2 separate regions of the Homo sapiens genome follow, and region 1 is linked to region 2. Evidence: chromatin loops called from intact Hi-C (ENCODE). Cell type or tissue: heart left ventricle. All regions are shown on one strand. Links, peaks and the distances in the headings refer to the core of each region. The heading gives the core; the rest is flanking DNA.

Region 1 (2,918 bases), core at 326-2,825, 430 kb after region 2:
AGGTATTCTTAAAATTCCTCTGCAGTCTTCTTATCTGCAGAACCTGCCTCACATTGAAGCCTAACATTTTTTATGTGATATCACCATTAGAAAGACACAAGCTGGCCAGTACTAGCCAAGGAGGTTTTAACATTTTCCTGACCTTGGGTAACACAGCCATAAATGTCTTGGACTTTCAGTCTCACAACAATGCTATCCAGTATGCTTTTTTTTTAATTGAAAAAATAAGCTATCATCTCATTAATTCACAAATTTAACTTTTCTTTGTTTTCCATGGCTTCATTTATAAATATTACTTTAACACTTTCTGGAACAGCCTCAGATACAGATTGGCAAATTTTTTCTTCCTTTTCTGGTTGTAACATATTAATATTGAGCTCCCAGTGGAAAGCACTAGAACTCATGCCTAAAGGAAGCTTATCCAAATGACATATTTTCTCTATAAAACACATCACAGACTTCCTGCATTTAGGAACATCAGACAGCACTTTAGTGGTAGGTTCGAGAGACCAATTTTAAACTGCAAAATCACCAACAAAAAGCACAAAAATGTGGACAACTGAAAGGACACATTTTTTTGGTGTCACTGAAAGGACAACCAAAAACAGGGTACTTGTTTACAATTTGAGAGCTGAAACATGAAAGAGAAATTTTTTTCAAATTTTTCACCACTCCACGCATCTTCAGATGACTACAAAAGTGCCATGATGTTATCAAGTAGGTGAATTTACAAATACAGGATTCACAAATAAAAACGATCAACTCTGTGTGGTTTGCTGTACTTCAATTATACTTCAATAAAATTGTGAAGAAAATCATTTGTCCCTTGTTCAAATGAATGAATGAATGAATGAATGAATGAACTTAAGTAACTACAAAACAAAGCTTTTTATTATGGAGGTGCTTAACAGCTCCTCAGAGACTTTTGGGAATTGGGTAGTAATGTCTAGCCATTCCTTCTGTGCCATGTGCAGAACAAAAACCACATCTGACAAGCACAGGCTGCCAGCTTGGTGACATTGATACTTCACTGTAGTTAAGTTCCCACTTCAGGGAGAAAGCATGTGGAAAAAATGGAGATAATGCTCCAACACATGGAGACCGTCCTCCAACAGAGTTTATAAATGCGAAGAGGAAAGCAGGGCAATTTTTCAGTACATACTTTGCTGTTAGGCTTTTTACAAGTCTACTCCTTCCTAAGTTTCCAGCAGTCCCTGTGACCTGAAAGAAGTCTGTACATTTTTCTGGTATAAAATTAGCACGCTGAGCATGTCACCAGGATGACTCTTGTGCAGGCAATTTAGAGACTGCAGCTCACCCAGTTCAGAGGCATATCTCTTTCCAAGTCTTGTTAGCATACATGCCACCAATATCTTTAAAAAACAATATTTCTTTAGCATTCTAAATTCTAGGGTCTCCTTAAAAACAACCAATATTGCCAATTATTTCCTAAATGTGTCACTAGCCCTCTACCGTTGCCAAGCTACTCATTTTAACAGGCTTTCTCCACATTCCCTTTTAAATTATTCCTCAGCATTCTTACATGTAGATCATTTGTGTCTAAATGCAAACTTCTTTATGTGTGTTTAAAATATTTCAACTTTAACTCCTAATAACTTGCAGTTCAGAAAGAAAAATAACTGTATGCCTCACAGATAGCAAGATATTTAATAAACTATATTTTTAAACCTGAATGTTTTGGCCTCTGTGCTGCTGTCTTTTCTGACTATTATTTTTTCTGCTTCTGTCTTTGTGAAAGCACATATTTCTGTCTATCATTCTCTGTCCCTGTCTTCCTCTTTTTTTTCTCTGATTACTGTCATTCTGTGCTGTTGTTCATCTTTGCAGGTCTGTTTCTTCATCTGTCTTTCCGTTTTTGTCATTTCTTGCAGTTGAATTTTTTTTTTCTCTATTTCTTTTCGAAGTCGTGGAAGAAAGCACCGTGTGGAGAACAAGAGCTTGGTCTTTGTACCCAGGTTTCTCAGGTTTGACTACGGCTTTGCTGCTTATTAGTTATAATTTGGGTAAATTACCTACACTCACCAAGCTTCAGTTTTCCCAGCTGTAAAATGGGGATAGAAATAACACCTTTCTTATATATTCTTTGTGAGCTTTACACAATTCATCCTTGGAAATCACTTGGAAACAAAGCCTATCACATAGTGACCACCATTAGTGTTTGTTAAATAAGTGTAATTCATTATGCAGAAATATTATAATGTTATGGAGACTATATGACTCTGGATTAAGTGTAAACACTTATAAGAATGAGCTAAATGGAGGGCCAAAAGGGAAAAAGTCTGGGACTGGGCAATAAGAGGGATTTGGGATGAAAACATCTTTTACAGACAGGCTTCCTGGATTTTCTAGTAACTATCAGCTGACATATTTAAGAGTGAGGGACAGTCCATTCTCTTACAAGAAGTAGTAAGGAACCAGGAAGCTTCTGAAACAATTTAGGGATGTATGATTGGGAGGAGCATGGGGAAGGAGTGTAATAGTAATAAAATTATGAAAGAGACGGGTTAAGGTAACCACTCAGAGAGGATTATGGTAAGGTTTTTCAGGATAAGGTAAAAGAGCGTATGAAGCCTGTTTGGTTACCATCAGCCCCAGGAAGGGAGTCCGTTGGACAGTGTTTCGAATAAAGCAGAGGCAATGTCAGTTTCATGATAAGAAAAAGGCAATAATTCTTATGTGGTGTGTATATACATATTACATTTTTTTGGTCAATGCTCTAAAAGAGAGCTGGTAACTATGTGGATGATTTTTCTTTATATAGAGTGTTTTTAAAACAAATGGAAATAAACGGTACCAAAAGAATAAATGTTGATAAGAATTTTGCCCTGAAAAAAAACTTCTTCAGTCATCTGCCTTAAAAAGTTCTGATAATCTGTAACCCTTGGTTACAAAATAAT
Region 2 (2,918 bases), core at 182-2,681:
ATTACGGGTGCCCACCACCACACCCGGCTAAAATTCGTATTTTTAGTCGAGACAGGGTTTTGCCATGTTGGCCAGGCTGGTCTAGAACTCCTGACCTCAGGTGATCAACCTGCTTCGGCTCCCAAAGTGCTGGGATTACAGGCATAAGCCACCATGCCCAGCCACTGCCTCAATTTTTTCGTAAAGGAGAAGTAGTCTGGAGCTGTGATTCTCCTTCCTGGCAACTCCTCAGAGCAAAAGCCAAGAAAAGAGCCTTAGGGTTGACTGAACCATATTATGGGCTGGCAGATTAAAATAAGAAAACTTGGCTTTTTAAAAATACGTATTTCACGCACGTTAGAGATGTGTGAGGGAGAGGAGGGCATTGTGTGGGGCCCAGGTAAGGAAATAGACTTCAAAATGACAACTCCTAAATCAGCCTTCAGTAGCTCATGAGCTTATTCACCGATAGTGGCTTATTGCACTTATGGATTTTCCTCCTCACCAATTAGAAATGTCCCAAAGATTCAGCTGGCTTGTCACTGACTGCAGCTCATTGTAGGGGCTCTTTGTTCTATGTTTAATTGCTGATTGCTTTTAGTACTGAATTTCAGATGGAGTAGGTGTGTGTGTCTGTGTGTGTGTACAAAGCTTTCATGTGAGAGCTTTATTTCTAGGGAATTTTGTGATTAAGCCTTGAACTATAAGATTTTAAACCCTTTTAGTAGAGGATCTTTCTTAAAAAATAAAAACTTGTCTTCTGCTAACAATCACGTTTCTGTTATCTGTTAAGTAAGAAAATGCAAAAAGATTCCATGACTTCAGTATGTCGAATTAAAGAAGAATCATACCAGCAATTAGAAGTGTGAGGCAGGACTGTAGACCCTTTTGCCCTAACTCCAAGGACCCTCAATTGGGGTGAGCCCACAGGTTGTAGAAAACGGATGGGCTGGCGTGACGTTCTTATTTTATTTTATTCTTTTCTTTGCTCCATTTATTTCTTTTGGAGCACTTATACTGCTGGCTGAGAGTACAAAATGAAGGTCATGGATCATAACATGTCTTGGCTGGAAGGAATCTCAGGCATCCTTCAGCCAGGCACCTGATTTTACGGATGAAGAAACTGAGTCCAACAGCAGGCGAGTACCTTGCCCAATTTCAGGCAGCAAATCTTGTGATGGAGCCAGGAGTGTTCCTGTTCCTACGCCTCTCAACTGCCACTTTCATATTTTTTCTTCTTTAGCTGTGTGGAGAATGGCTGCTTGTCTCCCTCATCCAAAAACGCATTGGATTCAGCTAACAGTTTGTATCAGTCTAATGCACCTATTCACAGATTCTTGTAGTATTAGAAATCTTGTTTCTCAAGTTCAGTTTATTTAAAGTCATATTTCAAAGACTTTGCTTATGTGAGCAGGCAGCTTAAACAAGACTCTCTCCTGGTTTGTTGCTTCTTTCCTAATGCACTGGTGCCTGGGAGAATATTGCTCAAGGACAAGACCTTAGGCAGCGTCCACCTGAAAGCAGATGTGGCTTTTCATTCCTGATCTTTCATCCAAGGTCTGTCTCCAGAGTGCAACTTGCTGCCTTCTGAAGCAGCAGTTGTCATCCCCAGAGCACCCTGACGAGGGCAGCCTTTACTTTCTTGTGTTTTACTGTTGCTGGAAAAAGCTCTGGTCTTTACCTGGAATGGAATGGGCTTGTTTGTCACCTAAGTGCAAATGTCATTTTAGCACTTCGCTGGTCACAACACCCTTTCTGGCCTTTATAGAAAATGACATATTCCTGTGTTCTTTGTCTCTAACACATGCTTCAGAAAGGCACGGTCTGTTATTATGCTTTAAAAGGTTGGAGAGAAAATGCAGAGACCTGTAGGCCAAATACCAGGGAGCACAGAGAACACAAATCAGGCGATTGTGTCACCTGGGCCTCCTGGAAAGTAGAGAAAAGAAAGGGTTGGCTCTGTGTCCTGTTGCTGTTAACAAGCTTTCCACTGTCATTTCTCTTTCTGGGGTCAGAAGGATATTAAAACAAGATTGGGCACTCCCGCAGCCACTGGCTTCCTTGCTTCCATCTCTCTCACTTCCCTTTCCCCCCTGCCCCCAGCCTCTCTTCCCCCTGCCCTCTTGTCAGCCTGGGTTGTGTGGCCCTAGCACTTAGGTCTCTTTATCAGCCCCTTGAGCTGTTCTTGGCATGGGTGCAGCAGCAGAGAGGTACTGTTGAAAGAGCGCCGAAATTGCTGGCAATAGCAGGTGCCAGGGAGGCATCGATCCGGCAGCATGTGACAACTTAGGAACGGAAGGTTAGAGCAATTTTGTGGCCTGTTACAGCGTTGCCTTCTCACAAGGCAAAACCTATGACAAGTGGCTCCATCCTACTTGGGTCTCTGAGACACTGAAACTTGCTTTTAATTACAATAATTACTGCTCCCCGCCAGGCCTGGCCCACGGTGGCCAGAAATACAGGGACATTCTTCACTAGCTGGTTTTCCCTCTTGGCATTTCCCCTTATTCTCATCCTACAGGACTTCCATCCAACATCACACTTGGATAATACTGTTACTAAATAAACACCGACACAGCACATCCCAAGCCAAGCATGCCCTACATGCTGTACTCATGTTACCTTATTCAATTCTCACCTCTCAACACTCCTTTGAGGGAGGTAATATTATAAGCCTTGTATTTTAAGATCAAGAAACTGAGACTCAGAGAGGTTAAACAATTTGCTCCAGGTCATGTAACTAGTGATTAGCAGAGCTGGGCTGAGCTTGGAACGCAGGAAGTCTGGCTCTCCTCCCTGTCTCTAAGCACCATGTTCTGTTATCCCCACAGTCAGCAGTGAGCTCCCTTTCTATAAGCAGAGAGGAAAGTTTACCTTAAGAAAGTATAAGAATGTTGTGCTGCATTAGTTTCTCCAAGATGTTCTGTCTTGAGAGGGAA

What was found. Peaks named below come from ENCODE experiments on the same cell type or tissue, not always from the same donor. Only the 100,000 strongest peaks of a DNase experiment are listed, where the experiment ranks them.
Region 1: a loop joins it to region 2, with 5 times the contacts of the local background. A loop is called at or near these places in 2 of 110 quality-filtered maps.

Annotation. Positions count from the first base shown.
Region 1 is chr4:57,876,107-57,879,024 of GRCh38, forward strand. No RefSeq gene overlaps it. Among named protein-coding and RNA genes, the nearest start is that of LINC02380, 450 kb to the left of the region's middle. In heart left ventricle, for the core only: no CTCF peak of the experiment used is centred there; no DNase peak of the experiment used is centred there; H3K27ac peaks cover 1,530 bases.
Region 2 is chr4:57,441,330-57,444,247 of GRCh38, forward strand. All of the region lies in intron 4 of LINC02380 (long intergenic non-protein coding RNA 2380), which reads left to right. Among named protein-coding and RNA genes, the nearest start is that of LINC02380, 17 kb to the left of the region's middle. In heart left ventricle, for the core only: a CTCF peak has its summit at 1,612; a DNase peak (open chromatin) is centred at 1,602.